Regions from separate parts of the Homo sapiens genome. Here region 2 is linked to region 1. A link is a loop called in an ENCODE intact Hi-C map of the cell type or tissue named here. Cell type or tissue: IMR-90. All regions are shown on one strand. Each heading gives the region's core, and the rest is flanking DNA. Links, peaks and the distances in the headings are about the cores only.

Region 1 (4,405 bases), core at 321-4,320:
ATAATCTGTAAAACTGAACACTGTAAAAATGTGCTACTTAGTATTTTATAGTAAGAACAAATTAGATTCAGTATTTCATTTTGTTTCCTAAGCAGTCATTTATAGTAATTTTTTTAAAATTCCCCTTAAATAATCACTTATATCTTATTAATCTTGGTTGTAACAGTGATGGATATAGACAATTTTAGCCAGAAGGCATTAATTGCGTCTCTCCTAGAAAAAACCTTGTCATTTCTATTTGTTACTCTTGTTCAGCTTTAAATGGTACTAGGGATTTTTTTTTTTTTTACATCCGTGTGTGTGTCTGTGTGTGTGTGTGTGTGTGGTGTGTTTATATTAAGATTCCTCCATTTCTCCCTCTCTCTGCTGTTGTAGCCAAGCCAGACAGCCTATTGAGAAGCAGCAAACCATCTGTTAATGGATTTGAAGTTCTGAATTATACTTGAGTGTGTAGAGGCACTCATGCTTAGCCAGAAACATTCATTTGAATTAAGCTATAAATGCTGTATAAAAAAGAGCCATACATTTAATGTAGGTTCATGAATAAATTTAAGAGAGGGCAATTGCACTCTAAACTTTTATTGCTGCAAAACCCAGTATTTTTGGTGTTCTCTGATCATTTGGGGGTTTTATAGCAGGATTGAAGCTTTAAACCTTGAACTAGGGGAGACAATGCCTGTGTTAAACCTTTTGCAGTAGAATTTCATTGCTGAATTGCTGATAGAACAGAAGCAGTATGGATTGGTGGGGGTCCTTCCCCTTCCCACCCCCCACCCCCGCCTTTTTAAATGCAGGGGATGTTTAAACCAGTCAAAAGAAGAACTCAATAAATAAATTTCTGGCATGGGGCCAGATCTCCTAGTTCATGCCCTTTGATTATTTTTTTTAGTTGATATCTTGTCTTCTCTGGAATAATCTATTAATTTTTTATGGCAGGAGAAACAGCCCTGCATAGAGCTTGCATAAATAACCAAGTGGAGAAATTGATTCTTCTTCTCTCTTTGCCAGGAATAGACATCAATGTTAAAGGTAAGTTTTAAATCTTTGTGGTCTAGTCCAATGTCTTAATATTTGTGATATTAAACAGTTTTATATCACATTAAGAAAAATTATTTAAGTAAATTTACCTAAGGTATCTTAAAAGTATAAGAAAAATTTCTTAGCAAAGCCAAGAAATTTCTCATATATTGATTTATAACTAATGGTATAAAAACATTTTTTGGTGTCCATATTTTGATAATACCCAACATTAATATTTTAAAATTGTTTTTATTTTAATTTTTTAAGGTAGAAATATGATTACACCCTAGACATTTTTATCACAGCATTCTTTTTGTATATGAAGCACCTAGAAAGTCACACTGATGAGAAAAGTAGAACATCAGTACTTTTCTACCAAAAGTCCTACTTCTGCTGTTTTAAAACTTGCCTTGATTTCTAATTTAGACAATGCTGGCTGGACGCCTTTGCATGAAGCCTGTAACTATGGCAACACAGTGTGTGTCCAGGAAATTTTGCAACGTTGTCCAGAGGTAGATCTGCTCACTCAAGTGGACGGGGTGACTCCTTTGCATGATGCACTGTCAAACGGACATGTAGAAATTGGCAAGCTGCTACTACAGCATGGGGGTGAGTGTGTTTATGCTAAATGGGTTTTGATAAATTATCCAGTTTTTTGATGAATCCTGCAGAGGTAGATAGCATTTTATGTTTAAAATCTGTAAGGAAAGATGCCTTTATTTCATATTAATGAAAAAGTAAGGATAAAAAGTCTCCTAAAACGTAAGCACCTTTTATTATTAGAGATAAAATCCTTTTCATAATGTATATTTGTTTATGTATATATTATTAAGCCTATTTAGGTTCGTGTATGAGAGTCTGTTTTTGAATTGAGTTTGCTGGTTTTAAATATTTATCTTTTTCCTTCAGGTGTGTAATGTCTTTGTGAGCCAGTCATTTCTGAAAGCTTATTGATAAATGGATATAAATGTTCAATTGTGATTACCTGGATTTTTTCATTTCCTGTATGTAACTACAAACTCAATCTTATTTTTAATGAGTCATTTCTGTACAGACTGTAAAAAAATGATATCCTAGAATATTTTTCGTCATTCACATTTTGCAGCCAATTAAGTTAAAGCAGGAGGATTTTCAAATGGTGATAACTGTTATGCAGGGGTTTTGTGAAGGAGGTAACTTGAGCTGAATATTCATCTGCGTTTTTCCTGCTGATTTTTGATCTTTGCTTTCAGCAAGGCCCCACATTATTTCAGTGTCATTCTTCTTATATCTAAACTGAATAATATAAATTTTACAACAAAATGTTCAAAACGGATTGGTGCTTTTAAAAGAAAAAAAGAAAACTGATGACCAGCTTAGAATATGGAAACAAAGATTTGTAGAAATTACTTGTCGTTTTTATTTGTATTAATTTTACATTTAAATTTAACATTATCTTATCCTGTAATTAAAACATTTGATTGTGCATAAAGACAAAAAGCGTATTTTCTTAAGATGTCTTTTTAGTATATATGCATCTAAGGAAGGCTGTATAGCATGGGAGTTTAAGACATTTGGTTATATATAGTCTTCTCCTGCCCCCTAAAGGCCTTAGTGTGTCTGTTTTACTGATATCATTTCATAGTCAATGTTTTTCAGTTCTTCTACCTTGTTTTTTTTAGTATTCTGTGTTTACTAAACCATAAGTTCTACCTCCTTAATGTTTTATTTTTCTACTCAGCCGTGTGTCTGGCATTCAGGCCAATATTTGTTAGGAGCCATTATTGTATTAGGTCCAGCTCTTCAGTAGAGTATGGCATTATACCAACCAATGTGAATTTTTCTAGGGCTCTTAGTGGAGAATAGTAAAGAGATGAGTTTCTCCTCCTAGAAGAGGAAATCTAATTGTTTTTGTTTTTATCAAGGTCCTTTGGCAGTCGTACAGACTTGTTTCTGCCTTAGTCATATTCTGGGTTTGGACCTGTCAAGTGGTTTGACACTTATATTGAAGTAACTGCATTATCTATTCATTGTGAGTCACTCAGCCTCAAGAGCAATAATTTCAAGAATTTATTTATTTCTCTAAAACGTTTGTTTACTTTTGGTATCCTGTGTCCGTAATTTTGTCTTTTTTTTTTTTTTTAAACAGAAGTAACTTGGAACAATTTTTTTGAGATGTTGGCACAGTGAAAAGGAGCCTAATTTTGTTTTAGAATTATCTTCTTTCCATAAATTATACATTAATCATATTATCAATGGTTGATCTTTTATATTAAGTACATTTTATATCTATGCTACTATGTATGTCTGATCAGAGTCATCATTATGAATTTTAGCAGTTATAATCAGTTCTCTCTTTCTGACAATATGATCTATGTTATAATTGTAGGACCTAGTGATTATGTCTGCTAGTACTAAAATCTTTATATCCCCTGTAACGTTTTTATGGCCAAGTGCATAAATAATTATAAGACTTGACTGATGAAGGCAAAAGTACTCCTATACTTTGCTATGTAACCAAATACTGAGTTATGTTTTGCCTTCTCCACATCATCCTTTAGTACTTAGTGGATAAACTCTATCTTTAGTACTTTCTAAGTAGGTAGTTAAATGAGTTTAACTAGTATAGATGGATGAGATCTGAGTTTGATCTAGAAGAATTAATATGTAATTTGTGTGAACCAGTTACCTGTACTAAACATTGAACACAAGCAAGGGTAATATGAAAACTGTTCTCTATCTGTGCAAGGTTTTGTAGTCTTTGCACTGCTAGAATTGTTTATTAGCAATGAAAGGGGCACTACTTTTTCCTCTTGGTGATATTTTGAGATACCCCTGAGGCTCTTGTATAGAATTTATAAGATGAATAATACATTTTTAAGATTTCTTCTGGGAACACTGAAATTCTTATTTTAAAATGACAGTTGATAAAGTTTTATAAAAGTTTTTATTTGTAGTTGTATTTATTATTTATTTAACGGAGGCATGCACGTTTGGGGAAACCTTATTAGGTAATTGACTAGAATTTTTTTAATGTACCTTTATTCGTCTATATATATAGTCAGTTAATTGTGTCGACATGAATTAATACAAAATATGATTGCAAAGAAAGCACTGGATGCTTTGGGAAAAAGGAGAAAAGAGCTGTTAAGCTGCCAAAATAGAAATGTTTTACTTGCAACATTTTGCATTTTCTTTTCACAGGCCCAGTGCTTTTACAACAGAGGAATGCTAAGGGAGAATTGCCCTTGGATTATGTGGTTTCACCTCAAATCAAAGAAGAACTGTTTGCTATTACAAAAATAGAAGATACAGTGGAGAACTTTCATGCACAAGCAGAGAAACATTTTCATTACCAGCAACTTGAATTTGGCTCCTTTTTACTTAGTAGGATGTTGCTAAATTT
Region 2 (4,405 bases), core at 201-4,200, 520 kb before region 1:
TTGGCCTCAGTTTTTTCATCTTCAAATAAGGATCATAATACCTAATTTGTAAGGTTATTGTGAAGATTAAGGTAATTTAGGAAAAGATTTGGCAGTGTGCTTGGCACATGAGAGATACCTCATAAATCAGGGTTGGTATTTTACTGTCCCTCATAATACCTTGCTTTCTAGATATGAAGCTATTATTTTTAGTAATAAAGTTAAATTATTGAATAATTTACAGAAAATAACTATTTTAATTTATAAAAATAGATTAAGCAAGTGTGAGACAATTAGCGACACTTCTATATCATGCTCTTTCTGTTACCAGGGCAAATACCATAGGAAACTAGGGAGTGAGAAAAGATGCTGTTACCAGGGCAAATACCATAGGAAACTAGGGAGTGAGAAAAGATGCCTGGCTGTCTTCTCAGGGTTTCTGCTTAATACTTCTCTTAATGTTACAGTTACTATTGCACAATAAAGCCATTGGAAAGGTCACAGTGGGAAGAGTTTGTCTCTACTCCAGGATGTCTGAAAGAGATTCAAAGATTGGGAGACACTCATCTGAGGCATCTTTATTCACATATCTAGTGGGTGATGTTGGCTATCTGAGGGACCCTCAGCTAACATGGTCACCAGGAGAATCTACACTTAGTCTTTCCATATGGCCTGGGCTTCCTCATAACATGGCAGCTCCCCGTTGTTTGGACTTCTGACCTAACAGCTCAGTGTTCCAAGAGCAGTGTCTCAGTTCAGAAGCTGCACTGCTTTTTATGGTCCAGCCTTGAAATTCATATAGTACCACTTCTATAGTATTCTATTGGTTACAAAGGAGTCATCAGCTCTCAGATTCAAGGGGAGGAAAACGAGGCTCCACCTCTTGATGGGGGCATGGCAAGGTTTTAAAATAGTATATGGGTGGGTAGGTGTACTGCTGCCATCATCTTTAGAAAATACAATCCACCACACTTAGAGAAGTGAAGTAGAGACCCTTATGTGGGCAGGGCAAGCCTCAGAACAGGGAAAGCAACATAGAGCTTCCTGGACATGCTTACATACACACCTCTACAAATCATCACAACCTGCTAGTTTTCATTCTGGAGCCTGGACTCTCCAACTGTACTCATTTTATGGCCCTTAGGCAAGCTGTGTTGCCCTTTTCAATAGCTGCATGAAATGTGGAATACATCACGTATCCAGACCTTGTCTCTCTTTCTAAGATACTTCGCTTGATCTCTTTCTTGCTGTTTCAACTTAAAATATTTAACATGAAATCACCACTGCACTGTGGGGCTCCCATAGATAAATTTGAAGTTTTAATAGTTTATCATTTCCACTTTTGAGACTAGTACTCTGTAAGTTAAAAACAAAAACAAAACAAAGCAAAGGCCAACACTTTAACCAATGGAAGTCTAAGCTTTGGAAAAATCCAGAAAAGTAACACCAAGTCCAAGATAAATTGAGACTCTAAGCACATTTTGCTTGCATTCCTTCCTTGTTTCTCATTTAATAAATGTTTTCCAGAACGGAGTTTGCAAATCCAAGTAAATATATATATATATTTAAAATGCTTACTTATTCCCTTTTGGGTTCTGCGTCAATTGTGTACATTTCATAAATATAAACATAAGACATATTTGCTAAGGAATTACATTTGTTGATGTGGCAATCTCATGGCTTAAAGTGTAAAAAATTCATACCTTGTCAATTATGAATTACATTTCCCCATTTATATAGAATATGGAACTTGTTTGAGTACTAGCTAAAAATGTACGTGATACTATTTCAGATGTAAGTATTGCTTTAAAAATATCAAGCTTATCCCCCTTTAAGAGGTCAAACAACATCTGAAAACTATAACCCTTTTAAATAAAAAAAACTCTGTCCTTTGCTAATTTATTCAGCTTTCTTCCTACCACATCCAGTTACCAACCCTATCAGTCCATTCCGTTTGATTTATCTTTTAGTCAGATGAGTGTCACAATAGGAAGGCAGCAAGAATACCCTTTAATACTTATGGATTTTTTTTCAAATTTAAACATCTTCCTTCCTAAGCAGAATTTATACACTGACTCACTCTCACAGCTATCACCCTGGATGCCCTCTTCCTATTTCATTACCATATTGTGGATGAACACATCATTGGTATGGTATTTATCTTGATAGGCAGTGAAAAAAAGTCTTGCCCCTAAAAGCTATGCCATGTTTCTAGCCCTTCTTTATGAGGCATCTTCCAGCAGCACTCTCATTGCAGAATTGCATGGAGCAAATGGTGGCCCATCTCAGATCACTGGTACTTTCCCTGAATGAAATCCTACATATGCTGTCAATTTAATTAGAAATTGGCCTGCTGTTTTGTCTTCCCAATTAGCTCACCCATTATCTCTCATATCCTAAAATCCTATCATTCTCCAGATAATAGGTTATTTCTTCAAACATCCTTGTCTCATTGCTTCCAGATAACTGTCTGTGACCTGTTTCCCCTTTAACTGCTTATAGTCATTTTAACATCTGTCATCACAGCTAAAGGTGTGATTACGTCTAATAATGTTTTATTTTTGCAGTGAGTGCACCACAGTTATTGTCATATACAGAAAATTCTGACTGACAGTTCCAGAGCTTTTTGGCATCAGAGAAAGTCAAGTACTGTGTTACCTCTTTCTATGACTCCCAAGAGAATAATCCAGCACAACTACTCAGTATCTTGGAAGAAGGCCTTATGACTTTGGAGAGCCTTCTTTCTCACCTACACAGCCTTACAGCATTCCCCTGTATTCTCCTGTTCTAAGTTTCTCTCCCTTATTTAAATTCTAACTTCAAATGTAACAGTTGACTAATGTTAAAATTAATTTCCAAAAGAAGTTCATTAATTGATCAAGTTAAAGAATTTCCTTCTATATTTACGTGAATTTAGGTTGAATAAATTTCATATTTTTAGGGAAATATCTAGGAAGCATTAAAAATAACAGTTGACATTGAGATATTTAGTAAACAAAATCATTCTAGTTTCTTCTGTCTTGCCCCCTCCCATCTTATTTGCCATAACCTATAAATTTAGCCAAAATGCAGCAAGTCTAATTCATTTATAAGCAGTTGACATTCAAAGGTTATCCTCATTGATGTCTAAATTTTTATGATGTGTTTCTGCTACTGTATTACAATTCTGAATTCCGTATCAAATTTATTAAATTTTTTTATTGCTAAATCCCCTTGCTGTGGTTTGCTCCTGCCAAGACCCATGTTGAAATTTGATCCCCAATGTGGCAGTGTTGGGGGTAGGGCCTGTTGAGAGGTGTTTGGGTCATGGGGGCAGATCCCTCAAGAAATAGATTAATGCTCTCTTGCAAGGGTGAGTTCTCACTCTCATTAGAATGGATTACTTCCCACAAGAGCAGGTTTTTAAAAAAGAGCCTGGCCTCCCTGGTTTCTCTCTCTTGCTTGCTCTCTCACCATGTGATCTCTTTGCATGTATCCACTTTCTGCTATGAGTGGAAGCAGCATGAGGCCCTCACTGGATGTAGCTGCCCAATCTTAAACCTTCTAGCAAGAAGAATTATGAACTAAAGAAACCTCTTTTCTTTGTAAATTACCCAGGCTCAGGTATTCTGTTGTAACAACAGAAAACAGGTGGAGACACCCCCATCAGTCTAGTAATATGCAATAGAACTGACAGTGTCTATTGTTGATTAATATGCCCAACTTTGTTGTAAAGTCAGTCATTATAAACAAGGTCTTTACTAGCTCTTTTCATTTATAAGCACTAGGAGATACTCAAGAGGGTCTTACCTAAACAATTCAAAATTATCATTAAAAAGCATAAAAAAAATCTGCCATAGACCAATGCTTCTTTCACATTAGCTAGAACAGGAACTATACCCAAAGAGTACTTTGGGAATATAACAGATTAATGACCCAATGGAATAAACACTTGACCAGTAAAAAGTACCAAGTTTGAAAAACTGCTTTTAAGAAGAACAACCTAACCCTGTTTTATACAACAGAAACAGATTCATTACTGCTGAGATATGCTGCATCTCTAATTTCATTTTCCCAAAACTTCAGTATACCTCCATAGAATTCAGGTTAGTTCTCTCAGTAAGTAACTATGACATTACCATTGCTAGTGTTCCTAGAAAGTTCCTATTTAAAAGCACAACAGGGAAATTACTACACAGTATCCCCACCCCGAGCAAACACACAAAAACACCAATGCACACCACAGATAATAAAACATTGGAAAATGATAGGAATAATCAAGAAAATGCTTTATGTGGAAAATTCAGCTGTGGTTTAGATATTAGGTCAACTTTAACCAATGTTACAATATCATTTCATTATTTTTAAAATCTAGAAAAATGTCACCAATCAAATATTATAAAGAAAAATGTTAACCTAATTATAAAATGAAACTAAGCCATTGAGC

What was found. A loop is a pair of places that touch in the nucleus more often than their neighbours do. Peaks named below come from ENCODE experiments on the same cell type or tissue, not always from the same donor. Only the 100,000 strongest peaks of a DNase experiment are listed, where the experiment ranks them.
Region 2: a loop joins it to region 1, with 1.9 times the contacts of the local background. A loop is called at or near these places in 1 of 110 quality-filtered maps.

Annotation. Positions count from the first base shown.
Region 1 is chr5:94,690,628-94,695,032 of GRCh38, forward strand. SLF1 (SMC5/6 complex localization factor 1) reads left to right here. Exons shown (of 21, transcript NM_032290.4): 19 at 937-1,029; 20 at 1,447-1,629; 21 at 4,204-4,405. Among named protein-coding and RNA genes, the nearest start is that of SLF1, 74 kb to the left of the region's middle. In IMR-90, for the core only: a CTCF peak has its summit at 2,611 (motif pointing left); DNase peaks (open chromatin) are centred at 1,524, 2,604 and 2,964.
Region 2 is chr5:94,172,843-94,177,247 of GRCh38, forward strand. All of the region lies in intron 20 of KIAA0825, which reads right to left. All of the region lies in intron 4 of LOC105379087 (a long non-coding RNA gene), which reads left to right. Among named protein-coding and RNA genes, the nearest start is that of ARB2A, 63 kb to the left of the region's middle. In IMR-90, for the core only: no CTCF peak of the experiment used is centred there; a DNase peak (open chromatin) is centred at 2,089; H3K27ac peaks cover 233 bases.